2 separate regions of the Homo sapiens genome follow, and region 2 is linked to region 1. A link is an interaction called in ENCODE POLR2A ChIA-PET data of the cell type or tissue named here. Cell type or tissue: GM12878. All regions are shown on one strand. Each heading gives the region's core, and the rest is flanking DNA. Links, peaks and the distances in the headings are about the cores only.

Region 1 (6,815 bases), core at 1,615-5,614:
AGCTGTAGTGCAGTGGTGTGATCTCGGCTCACTGAGACTTCTGCCTCCCGGGTTCAAGCGATTCTCCTGCCTCAGCCTCCAGAGTAGCTGGGACTACAGGCGTGCGCTACCATGCCCAGCTGATTTTTGTATTTTTAGTAGAGATGGGGTTTCACCATGTTGGCCAGGATGGTCTCGATCTCTTGACCTCTCAATCCGCCCACCTTGGCCTCCTAAAGTGCTGGGATTACAAGGGTGAGCCACCGCGCCCGGCTACTTTTTTTGTTTTTGAGACAGGGTCTTGCTCTGTCACCCAGACTGGAGTGCAGTGGTACAGTCAAGGCTCACTGCAACCTCCACCTCCCTGGCTCAAGCGATCCTCCTGCCTCACCCCCAAATTAACCTCTCCAGTAGCTAAGACCACAGGCGTGCGCCACCACCTGGCTAATTTTTTGTATTTTTGTAGAGATGGGATTTTACCATGTTGCCCAGGTTGGTCTAGAACTCCTGAGCTCAAATGATCTGCCTGCCTTGACCTCCCAATGTGCTGGGATCAGACTTGAGCCACCACACCCAGTCCCCCAAATTTACATTTATTTCCTTAAAATTATTGTCTAAAGGCCTCTGTAATTTTTTTGTGGTTTGTTGTTCAACTATTAAAAAATTATTTTTTTCTAGCTGGGCGCGGTGGTTCACGCCTGTAATCCCAGCACTTTGGGAGGCCGAGGGGCGGGGGGTGGATCACGAGGTCAGGGGTTCAAGATCAGCCTGACTAACATGGTGAAACCCCGTCTGTACTAAAAAATACAAAAATTAGCCAGGCATGGTGGTGCGTGCCTGTAATCCCAGCTACTCAGGAGGCTGAGGCAGGAGAATCACTTGAACCCGTGAGGCAGAGGTTGCAGTGAGCCGAGATGGTGCCATTGCACTCCAGCCGGGGTGAAAGAGCGAGACTCTGGCTCAAAAAGAAAAAAAAAAAAGAGACAAGATCCTGTTATTTTACCTGGACTGGAGTGCAGTGTCTATTCACAGATGTGATTGTCAAACTCATGGCCTCAGACTACAGAGTAGCTGGGACTACAGGGGCATGCTTCCATACCTGGCCATCCTAACCATTTGTAAGCATACATTTCAGTGGCCATTCATACTGCTGTGCAACCATCACCATCATCCATCTCTAGAATTTATCTTGCAAAAATGAAACTCTGTACCGTGGCAACCACCATTCCCATTCTACTCTTTCTTTCTTTCTTTTTTTTTTTTTTTTTGAGATGGAGTCTCACTCTGTCGCCCAGGCTGGAGTGCAGTGGTGTGATCTCGGCTCACTGCAACCTCCACCTCCCAGGTTCAAGTGATTCTTGTGCCTCAGCCTCCCAAGTAGCAGGGATTATAGGCAACTGCCACCATGCCCGGCTAATTTTTGTATTTTTAGTAGAGACAGGGTTTCACCATGTTGGCCAGGCTGGTCTCAAACTCTGACCTCAAGTGATCTGCCCACCTCGGTCTCCCAAAGTGCTGGGATTACAGGCGTGAGCCACCGTGCCTGGCCACCAACATTCTACTTTCTATAAATGAATTTGACTACCTCATTCAAGTAGAATCATACAGTATTTGTTTTTTGTGACCGGTTCATTTCATTTAGCACATGTCAAGTTTCATCCATGTTGAACCACGTGTCAGAATTTTCTTCCTTTTTAAAGCTGAATAATATCTCATTGTATGTATAGAGCACATTCTGCTTATCCATTAATCTGTGGGTGGACACTGGGCTGCTTCCACATTTTAGCTATCACGAACATGACTTAATGATAGCTAAAGTGGTATTGACCTCAAAGGAAGAGGCTGAAGCACCAAATATCATTTAAAGAGTTTACTTGATGATGCCTGTAATCCCAGCACTTTGGGAGGCCGAGGAGGGAGGACTGCTTGAGGCCAGGAGTTCATAATGATATCCATTATGAACACAGATATCTCTTTGAGACTTTCCTTCTTTCTTTCTTTTTTTTTTTTTTTTTTTTTTGAGACGGAGTTTCGCTCTTGTTGCCCAGGCTAGAGTGCAATGGCACGATCTTGGCTCACCACAACCTCCGCCTCCCGGGTTCAAGAGATTCTCCTGCCTCAGCCTCCCAAGTAGCTGGGATTACAGTCACCGCCACCATGCCCAGCTAATTTCGTATTTTTAGTAGAGATGGGGTTTCTCCATGTTGGTCAGGCTGGTCTTGAACCCCCGACCTCAGGTGATCCGCCCGCCTCGGCCTCCCAAAGTGCTGGGATTACAGGCGTGAGGCACCGCGCCTGGCCTTGAAACTTCTTTAGTCTGGTGCCAGCCTCACTCGATTTCCGTCTGGATGGCTATTTTAATAATCCTGTGGATGGCGCTCTCCTGACGGTCCTGAGGGAACACTCTGCCTCCAGGGCTGCGCTCCCGGCCCTTGCTTTCCCAGGGCTGCCTGGAGGCCGCGGTCCCCGCGCGTTCCCAGGCACAGCCCGCGCCCAGGTGCGCGCCGTCGCGGTGGGTTCCCCCCCGGGAGGGGGAGGGAGCGGGGCAGGTGTCCCTAACGACTCTCCCACCCTCCAGCCCAGGGAGGAGCTGGCTCGGGCTCGGTTACCACATTACAGATGGGGAAAGAGCTCTCCTGCCTCTTTCAGATTGCAGGATCTTCCCAAGAACCGGAAGGAGGAAGACCCCCTCCACCCCCGCCCCCGAGCCAGCCGCCTCTATCTGCAGTAGCTGACCCTTCCGCCTGTCCGCTCCGGCTCCCGCGGGGCTCAGGCGTCCCTGGCCACCGCAGCCTGGAAGCGTTCCTTGCCTGCTCCTCACATTGGTCTCCTCTTGCTGAGATCCCCGAGTCTCCCTCGGACCCCATAGTCTTGCTGGCCCTGAAGACGCCTTGCCCTGGGCGGACGGCCTTTTAACTGGACTTGGGCGAACCTATCATTCGCTGGCCAGGACTCGTTCCCAGATATCTAATTTAATCCTCACAACCATCCCACCAGGTGTTACCGGCTAAGGAAACGGGCCCAGAAAAACTAAGTTGAAACGGCGAAGATACCCTAGCAGGCCAGTGGTGGAGCCAGCTGGAGGCGGCAGTTCAGCAGAGGGATGTGTTTACAGGGCTGTCTCTTCCAAAGCTCATTCACAAGGCTGCCGGGGCAGAGAAATGAAATAGGGGCGCCCATCTGCGTGCCTGGGGCATGGCAGGTGCTCACGCTAATTGATACCTCCCCTCCATTTTTTCTTATGTACCGGTGGAAAACCGAGGGCCCATGGAAAGCTGAGACGAGCCACGTAGGATGTGAAAAATAAAATTAAGAAAAAGTAGGCCGGGCGTGGTGGCTTACGCCTGTAATCCCAGCACTTTGGGAGGCCAAGGCGGGCGGATCACCTGAGGTTAGGAGTTCGAGACCAGCCTGGCCAACATGGAGAAACCCCGTCTCTACTAAAAATACAAAATTAGCCGAGTGTGGTGGCACGCGCCAGTAGTCCCAGCTACTTGGGAGGCTGAGGCAGGAGAATCGCTTGAACCCAGGAGGTGGAGGTTGCAGTGAGCCGAGATCACGCATTGCACTCCAGCCTGGGCAACAAGAGCGAAACTCTGTCTCAAAAAAAAAAAAAAAAAAAAAAAAAGTCCCCTTCAGGAATGCTGACAGGGGCACACCTATTTAATTTATCAAATGAAAAGCTACAGTGTTATTTATAACAAAAAAAATCACCTAAATGTTCAATGATAAGGAAATAGCTAAATAAAATATGGTGGATATGCACGATGAAATAGTATACAAGCCTAAAATGTTCATTCATTCTTTCATTCAGAACCATTTATTGGTCTCTGCCTTTTTTTTTTTTTTTTTTTTTTTTTTGAGACAGAGTCTCGGTCTGTCACCCAGGCTGGAGTGCAGTGGCACAATCTCGGCTCACTGCAACCTCCACCTCCCGGGTTCAAGCGATTCTCCTGCCTCAGGCTCCTGAGTAGCTGGGATTACAGGCGCCCACCACCACACCCGGCTAATTTTTGTATTTTTAGTAGAGACAGGGTTTCACCATGTTGGTCAGGCTGGTCTCGAACTCCTGACCACGTGATCCGCCCACCTCGACCTCCCAAAGTGCTGGGATTACAGGTGTTAGGCACCAGGCCCGACCTATTGGTCTCTGCTTTATGCCAGGAATTGGGGCTGGGGATAATCAGACAAAAAGAGATGCTCTCAGCAGTCAAGAGGGAAGAGACAGGTAGGGGACCTGGAGTGTTAACAGATACTGTGCCTAAGCAACACACTACACGCACGCACACACACACACACACACACACGCCCACACACCCAAGCATAAGTGCAGAGTTAGAGGGCGGGGTCCTGGGGGAGGGGCTCTTTCTTGTAGAGTGGGTGGGAATCAGAACAAGTGCTTTAGAAGTTTATACTTGGGGGCCGGGCGCGGTGGCTTACGTCTGTAATCCTAGCACTTTGGGAGGTGGGCTGATCACAAGGTCAGGAGATCGAGACCATCCTGGCTAAAACGGTGAAACGCCATTTCTACTAAAAATATAAAAAATTAGCCGGGCGTGGTGGCACACACCTACCCAGCTACTCAGGAGGCTGAGGCAGGAGAATCGCTTGACCCCACGAGGCGGAGGTTGCAGTAAGCCGAGCTCACACCACTGCACTCCAGCCTGGGCGACAGAACGAGACTCTGTCCCCCCCCAAAAAATTTATACTTGAGGCTTGACGCAGTGGCTAATGCCTGTAATCCCAGCACTTTGGACTTTGGGAGGTTAAGGTGGGAGGTGAGGCGGGTGCGGTGGCTCACACCTGTAATCCCAGCACTTTGGGAGGCCGAGGCGGGCGGATCACAAGGTCAGGAGATCGGGACCATGGTGAAACCCTGTCTCTACTAAAAATCCAAAAAAAATTAGCTGGGCACGGTGGCGGGCGCCTGTAGTCCCAGCTACTCAGGAGGCTGAGGCAGGAGAATGGCGTGAACCCGGGAGGCGAAGCTTGCAGTGAGCCGAGATCGCGCCACTGCACTCCAGCCTGGGCGACAGAGAGAGACTCCGTCTCAAAAAAAAAAAAAAAAAGGTGGGAGGTGAAGGATTGGTTGAACTCAAGACTTCCAGACCAGCTTGGGCAACATAGCAAGACCTCTCTCTACAAAAAAATTCTTCTAGTGGTTATAGACGTTAGATGTAATAGTGAGGAGGCCTCTGCCACCCCTCCCTCTTGGTGGTATATATGACTGTGGTTTTGATTTAAAAAATATACTGCATCGGCCGGTCATGGTGGCTCACACCTGTAATCCCAGCACTTTGGGAGGCCGAGGTGGGCAGATCACAAAGTCAGGAGTTCGAGACCAGCCTGGCCAATATGGTGAAACCCTGTCTCTACTAAAAATACAAAAAAAATATATAAATAATTAGCTGGGCGTGGTGGCGGGGTGCCTGTAGTCCCAGCTACTCGGGAGGCTGAGGCAGGAGAATCGCTTGAATCCGGGAGGCGGAGGTCACATTGAGCTGAGATAGCGCCACTGCACTCCAGCCTGGGCGACAGAGCAAGACTCCATCTCAAAAACAAAAAACAAAACACCCTGCATCCTGTAGGGTAGCACCCTACCCTGCCAGAGGTAGTGTCCCAGCTGTGCTCTAATAGAGGCCAATCTACCATTCTATCCAGCCAGCTGCTTCTGGTCCATGGGGTACATGGTAAGGCCAGTGAATTCATTGAGTGTGAGCTCATTTGTACATTTCCTTGGCTGTAACATGTATTGCCCTGGTTGGAGGCTATATTATGTTGAATGCCATGCTGATGGATATGGCATTCAGTAAGTCCATGAGTGGTGGTGCTGATGGAAGCACTGTAGGTAGAGACAGCAAATTCATACATGAAATATGTGCCTATCCTCATGAAGATAAAATACAGCCCCTTCGTGATGGGAGGACCCAGTCAAACCAATCTACAATGAGGTGAGAATGATGCCCAATCAGGGACTCAGCACTAGGCTGTGAGGAGGTCGACGCTCAGCACTGGCCACAGCCAGATCAGCCTCAGAGAGGAGAAGACTCTGTTACTGAGCCCAGACATAGCTTCCATCCCTGTCACCATGGCCACTTTATATCTTTGCACAAGCCCTGGGGGCAGCTGGGAAAGCAGCTGACCATCGTCCACAGGACTGTCATCTTGTCCACCTGGTGATGATTTAGTCCCTTTGCCTTGTTGTGGGCTATTATATCCACCTTGCCTTTGTTAAGTAAGCATCACCATTTGGCCTTTGTACCACCAAGATGCTATTATTCTCATTGAGATCAGGGAATCCAGTTCCACTGATCCATCCAGCACACCCCACTAGCTCTCTAGTCAAGACAGGACAGTCATCAGAGCAAGTCAAGGATGCTGGTGGCCCTCACGAACGCATTTCTTAATGCTTTCATAAAGGGAGTGTTTTCCAGACCCTCCTAAAATATGTGGCAGCAGTGGCTAAGAAGGTGCGCATCATAGATCCAGTCCAGCATTCCCGTCTCCCGGGGACTTCTGATTCCTTCTTCTACAGAATGCCAGGGAAGTTCTGGCATTTCATGCTTATTAACTGTAGGCTACTACTTAATCCAGACTTTAATTAGCCAATCTAGCCAACTATTAATTCTCCTCCCAGGTGCTCAGGCCAACACAGTAAATCCCAAATCCTGGATAAGGATCCACGGCAACGAGTTTGGACAAACCAAGGCTTCCATCCCCCCACCTTGGTCTAGCTCCCTCAGCACACACTCCCACACATGCTCCTGCAGCTTCTGCCAAGACAAGCTGGCCAGGCCTGTAACTCAGCCCGGCGTCCCCCTCTCAGCGTGACCTTG
Region 2 (6,815 bases), core at 1,589-5,588, 300 kb after region 1:
AACCAAAGCTTTAACACTTATTTGTTCCATACATATATATGTACGTACATACATATATATGTACGTACGTACATACATACGTATGTATGTACGTACATACATATATACACACATACACACATATATACACACATACATACACACATACACATATACACATATATACATACCCATATACGCACATATATGTACATGCATACATATATATGTACGTGTGTGTGTATATATATGTGCGCGCGTGTGTGTGTGTGTGTGTGTGTGTGTGTATATATATATAGTTTTTTTTTTTTTTTTTTTTTTTTTTTTGGAGACAGAGTCTTACTCTGTCACCCAGGCTGCAGTGCGGTGATGTGATCTTGGCTCACTGCAACCTCTGCCTCCTGGGTTCACGCAATTCCTGTGCCTCAGCCTCCCAAGTACCTGGGATTACAGGCATGCACCACCACGCCTGGCTAATTTTTGTATTTTTAGTACAGACGGGGTTTCACACCATGTTGGCCAGGCTGGTCTTGAACTCTTGGGCTCAAGTGACCCACTTGCCTTAGCCTCTCAAAGTGCTGGGATTACCAGCATGAGCCACTGCACCTGGCCCCATACTTCATAATTTAAATCACTGTTTTCATCTTTTTCAAGCATGCAAAATTAAAAAAAAAATGGAATAACTTTCAATTATAAAAGCTGTCAAACAGAAATCCTTTAAAAGGCTAAAGACCTATGTAAGTATTAAATAGCAATATATAAATTATTAATGATTAATATCTCAAAGAAAATTTTCAGCAGGACATTACTTCCATTATACTCTTCAGTAATACTGTAGCACAACACTTGGCATGCAGGTATCCAATGGAAAACACCAAAATAAAGAACATAGGACTAAGAAAAATAACTGTAAAGATATTTATTTTCTTTTAAAAAAAATTTTAGATAGAGATGGGGTCTCCCTATATTACCCAGGCTGGTCTATGAACTCCTGGGCTCGAGGGATCGTCCCACCACAGCCTCCCAGAGTGTTATGACTAGAGGAGTGGGCCACCGTGTCAGCCTGGAAAGATAACTTTTAAATTATCTTTTAAAGTAAACGCGTTCTCTTAATCTTCCACACCTTCATATTTTCAACTCTCAGTTCTGTGTAGTAATGCTCTTTTCTAAAAGCCCTTCAATACAAATGTATTCAAATTTTTCTTTACAGTAAACATCTGAATGTCACTTATCCACAGTGTTGCCTGAAGAATAGCATAACAGCTTATATCTATCCCTGTTTTACCCTTTAGTGTTACACACCAGGCTTGTATTTTTGGTTGCAGATGTGAGGATTCTTAATTCTTACCATTACATAAAGAGAAAAATGACCGAATTTCTAGACTCTGGAATTTTTTTTTTTTTGAAACAGAGTTTCACTCTTTTGCCCAGGCTGGAGCAAAGTGGCGTGATGTTGGCTCACTGCAACCTCTGCTTCCTGGGTTCAAGTGATTCTCCTGCCTCAGCCTCCTGAGTAGCTGGGATTACAGGAACATGCCACCACGCCTGGCTAATTTTTGTATTTTTAGTAGAGATGAGGTTTTGCCATGTTGGTCAGGCTGGTCTTGAACTCCTGACCTCAGGTTATCCACCCACCTTGGCCTCCCAAAGTGCTAGGATTACAGGCATGAGCCATGGCACCTGGCCAAAAATTTTTTAAAAACGCAAATTGGTAACTTCCAATTTACAAATTTTCAGTGTTGCAAATTATTGGTAACCAAAGTTGTTGGAGTCAAATCACATAAATCAACATTAGTGTTTTATCGTTTAAACAGCTAATCACTTAGGTTTTTATTTACAGCAGCATTTTTCCAGCTTACTCAGTAGAAGAGTTCTGCAAAATGCTCCACTAAAAAAAGTTTAAAAAAAAATTGTTTGTGAAATGTACATTGCATTGCATTAGCATATTAATGTCCTTTACAATTGTTTAAACCAATGTTTCCTGAATTTATTTGAATAGAGAATCCTTTGTGTGCATATAAAAAATATCCAGTATGACCAAATTTGTTAAACATAGGTTTTCTTCTATGCATAAAGATATTTTGAAATGGTATTTTAAAATGTAAAATTAAAGCAGGAAATTATTCCAGTTGATAGTTTTCCCAAAACAGTTTTGCAACAGCATATTGAGCTCATTTTTAATAGACAATTGGCATGAACTTTTATGAACCTACCTGAATATCCAATAATACTTCCCAGCCAAGACAAAAGTTTCAAACCAAAATTCTGATGTGCGACAATAGACGAATGCATAACTTGAACTTTGAGTGGCTTTGTCTGTCTACTGGTATTTCTCTTAAAAAGAAATGGCAAGATTTAAAAATTAACTTAAAAAGCTATTCTATTGGCAGAACAAAGTTATTATTTTTACTTAATATAACCACACTATCATCATCATAGGAGACTTTTTCATGGATGTAAGAAAAACACCATTCTCCTTGCCTTACTTGATTCAGATCCTAATTTTCTAGAGGAAATCTTAGGATTCATACAAAAAAATACGAAGGTTCAGCTAGTTTATGAGTAATCTGAATCTTTTTTTTTTTTTTTTCTTTTTTTGAGGTGGAGTCTCGCTCTGTCACCCAGGCTGGAGTGCAGTGGAGCAATCTCGGCTCACCGCAACCTCCACCTCTTGGGTCCAAGTGATTCTTCTGCCCTCAGCCTCCCAAGGAGCTGGGACTACAGACATGCGCCACGACGCCTGGCTAACTGTTGTATTTTTAGTAGAGACAGGGTTTCACTATGTTAGCCAGGCTGGTCTTGAACTCCTGACCTCAAGTGATCCACCTGCCTCAGTCTCCCAAAGCACTGGGATTACAGGTGTGAGCCACTGCGCCTGACCAGTAATCTGAATCTTTAGTCCTATATTTGAAAATCTGCTGTACCAATAATAAATGATTTAAATGTTTTAGCTTGCTTTATGTCTTTAATTTCTCAATATAATTATGTACTTATTTAAATAATTTATTGCATAGATGTGATGTTATCAACTTTTTTTTTTTTTTTGAGATGGAGTCTAGCTCTGTCACCAGGCTGGAGTGCAGTAGCACAATCTCTGCTCACTGTAACCTCTGCCTCCCAGTTTCAAGCAATTCTCCTGCCTCAGCTTCCCGAGTAGCTGGGACTACAGGCATGCGCCACCACGTTTGGCTAATTTTTGTATTTTTAGTAGAAACAGGGTTTCACCATGTTGGCCAGGATGGTCTCGATCTCTTGATCTCGTGATCCCCCCACCTCGGCCTCCCAAAGTGCTGGGATTACAGGCGTGAGCCACCGCGCCCAGCCCATGTTATCAACTTTTTTTTTTTTTTTTAAATCATGGCTGGGCACGGTAGCTCACACCTGTAATCCCAGCACTTTGGAAGGCTGAGGCAGGCGGATCACCTGAGGTCAGGAGTTCGAGACCAGCCTCACCAACATGGTGAAACCCCGTCTCTACTAAAAATACAAAAATTAGCCGAGCGTGGTGGAGCATGCCTGTAATCCCAGCTACTTAGGAGGCTGAGGCAGGAGAATCGCTTCAACCTGGGAGGTGAAGGTTGCGGTGAGCTGAGATCGCGCCATTGCACTCCAACCTGAGCAACAAGAGCAAAACTCCGTCTCAAAAAAAAAAAAAAGGTAAAATACATATAAAACTTTCATCTTAGCCATTTTTACGTGTACAGTTCAGTATTGTTAAGTACATTCATACTGTTGTGAAACTAGTCCCCAGAATTCTGTATCTTGCAAAAGTGAAACTCGCCATAATACCTAATAAAGAGCAAGTCCCTGCTACTTTCTTCCCCTAGCACCTAGCAACCACCATCTGTCTCTTTCTGTTTCTATGGATATGACAATGCTAGGTAGGTCATATAAGTAGAATCATATGCTATTTATCTTTTTGTTACCGGCTTATTTCACTTAGCATAATGTTCTCAAGATCCATTCATGTTGTAGCATGTATCAGAACTTCCTTCCTTTTTAAGACTGAGTAATGTACCATTGCATGTATATACCACATTTTGTTTCTCCATTCCTTCATTAGCAGACACTTGGGTTGCTGCTACCTTTTGGCTATTGTGAATTATGATGCTTGAACGGGGGTGTAAAATATCTCTTTGAAACCTGTTTTCAATTATTTTGCATATATACCTAGAAGCAAAATTGCTGGATCACATGGTAATTCTATTTTTAATGTTTTGAGGAATTGCTGGACTGTTTCCCACAGTGGCTATACCATTTTACCTTCCTACCAGTAGTGCACAAAGGTTTTAATTTCTCCATATCCTTGCCAACACTTTTTTTCCCTTAGAGACGGAGTCTTGCTATGTTGCCCAGAGGCTATTCACAGGTACCATGATCACATACTACAGCCTTGAACTCCTGGGCTCAAGCAATCCTCCTGCCTCAGCCTCCAGAGTAGCTGAGACTATAGGTGCATGCCTATCCATTTTTATTTATATATTTATTTATTTTTTTGACAGAAGCCATCCTAATAGGTGTGAGGTGGTATCTTAACTGCTTGTGTATCTGCTCCAGAGAAATGTCTATTCAAATCTATCAACATCTTTTTTTTTCTTTTTTTTTTTTTGTAACAGGGTTTCACTCTGTTGCCCAGGCTGGAATGCAATGGTGTTGATAACAGCTCACTGCAGCCTCAACCTCCCGGGCTCAAGCAATCCTCTTACCTTAGCTTCCCAAATAGTTGGGACTGCAGGTGTGTGCCACCACGCCTGGCTAATTTTTGTTATTATTTTTTTTTTTTGTAGGAATGGGATTTTGCCATGTTGCTTAGGCTGGTCTCAAACTCTTGGGTTTAAGCAATCTGCCTGCCTTGGCCTCCCAAAATGCTGGGATTACAGGAGTGAGCCGATGTGCTTGGCCAACACTTTTTAAGAATGTATTTACTCCTTTTTATTTTTTTTTGGATCCTCCTTTTACTCTCTGCTCCATCCTTTCTCTATAACATATATTAACATAGTAAGTTTTTGTATATGGTCTCCATTTACACATATTTACACACACATTTCTAAAGATCTGTTAGTTTGACTTATGAAAATCAAATACTACACATGCTTTTGTGCATCTTAGCTTTCATTGATTTTTTTTCTGTTAATGACTGCATAATATTCTGTGGTGTGGACTTATTAAAACATCCTTCAGAGAAGGGCATTCATCGTCTCTGTCTCCAGTCCTCTGTGACTACAAAAAAAGCAGTACTGTACTGAACACACTGTATACACACTTACTGGTACTTGTATTTCTATGAGATAAATTCCTAGGTGAGGTAAAGCTTTAACACGTTACTAGACTGTTTTCCCTAAATGCTGTAGCAATTTATTGTTAAGCATGTATTCCCAGTCTTTGCATCTCTTCAAGATATTTTATCACTCTAACTTCATGTATATTGACCAGCTAGATTTTCTGTTATGATCTGTCTTTTCATATCCTTTGTCCATTTTCTATTTTATTGTTTGTTCCCTACTTGATAATCTGTAAGTACAGTTTCTGATACATTATTAAATTGAATATGTTGAGACATTAAGGAAGAATTTCTTAAACAAGTCATAAAACATACAAATTATAAAGAAAAATATATCTTTTGCTACATTAAAATTTAAAGTTTTTGCTCAATGAAAGGCACCACAACAAACTTAAATGAATAAGAAAAAGACAATCCAACAGAAAAAATAAGAATATGCATAGGAAATTTGCCAAAAAGAAAACTTAAATGACCAATAGAACAAATATAAAATAAGATACTTAAAAATCAAGGAAAATGCAAATTTAACTGATGAACTACCATTTCACACACATCAGATTGGCAAGTTTTTTTTGTTTTTTGTTTTTTCTTCTTAACACAAGATCTTGTTCTGTCACCCAGGCTAGAGTGTACTCGTGTAATCAAAGCTCACTATACCCTTGGACTCCTGGGCTCAGGCAATCCTTCTACCTCAGCCTCCTGAGTAGCTAGGACTACATGTGTGCACCATCATTCCTGGCTAATTTTTTAAATTTTTTTTTGTAGAGTCGGGGTCTTGCTCTGTTGCCCAGGCTGGTCCCAAACTCTTGGCCTCAAGCGATCCTCTTGCCTCTGCTTTCCAAAATGCTAGGATTACAGGATTACAGATGTGAGCCCCAGTGTCTGGCCCAGATTGGCAAAATTTAAAAATTTGACAATATATAGTTTTAACAAAGATGTGGAGAAACAGGCCCTCTTATATACTGCTGGTGGGAAAGTATATTAGTACCACAGTTTTGGAGATGAACTAGGCAAAATCTAGTAAAGCTGAGAATGTCCATACCCTAAAAACTCAGAAATTCCATTTCTTGGTATATACCGTAGGGAAACTTTTGTATCTATGTAAAAAGGAGACAAAATAATGCCCATAACGGGAGTATTTGTCACAGCAAAAAACTGAAAACATCCTAATTGTCTATCAACAGGAGAATAAATAAATTGTGGTTTAATCATCATGAAATACTATACAATGTTTAAAACATGAATGAACTACAGCAACACTTATCAACACAGATAAACCTAAAAACAACACTGAAATGAAAAGGCAAGCTGCAGTGTAATACATTCAATATGTATCTTGTTACATAATGTTTAAAGACCCCTATATAATGTTGATGGATATTTAATATATGAAATATAAAGGAACGCACAAGAATGAAAAAAGTAAATTAAGCAAAGTAATTATTGCTAGGGAAGGAGAAAGGATAATGGGGGAAACCCCTTCTCTACTAAAAAAAAAAAAAAAAAAAAAACAGCTGGGAGTGGTGGGACATGCCTGTCCTCCCAGCTGGGAGTG

Evidence for each region. ChIA-PET counts read pairs that join two places held together with the same protein. Peaks named below come from ENCODE experiments on the same cell type or tissue, not always from the same donor. Only the 100,000 strongest peaks of a DNase experiment are listed, where the experiment ranks them.
Region 2: POLR2A ChIA-PET joins it to region 1 with 5 read pairs; 2 of 35 experiments call an interaction of 5 or more read pairs at or near these places.

Annotation. Positions count from the first base shown.
Region 1 is chr6:42,907,508-42,914,322 of GRCh38, reverse strand. No RefSeq gene overlaps it. Among named protein-coding and RNA genes, the nearest start is that of PTCRA, 5.1 kb to the left of the region's middle. In GM12878, for the core only: no CTCF peak of the experiment used is centred there; no DNase peak of the experiment used is centred there.
Region 2 is chr6:42,607,669-42,614,483 of GRCh38, reverse strand. It overlaps UBR2 (ubiquitin protein ligase E3 component n-recognin 2), which reads right to left. Exons shown (of 47, transcript NM_001363705.2): 8 at 2,193-2,313. Among named protein-coding and RNA genes, the nearest start is that of UBR2, 47 kb to the right of the region's middle. In GM12878, for the core only: no CTCF peak of the experiment used is centred there; a DNase peak (open chromatin) is centred at 3,806.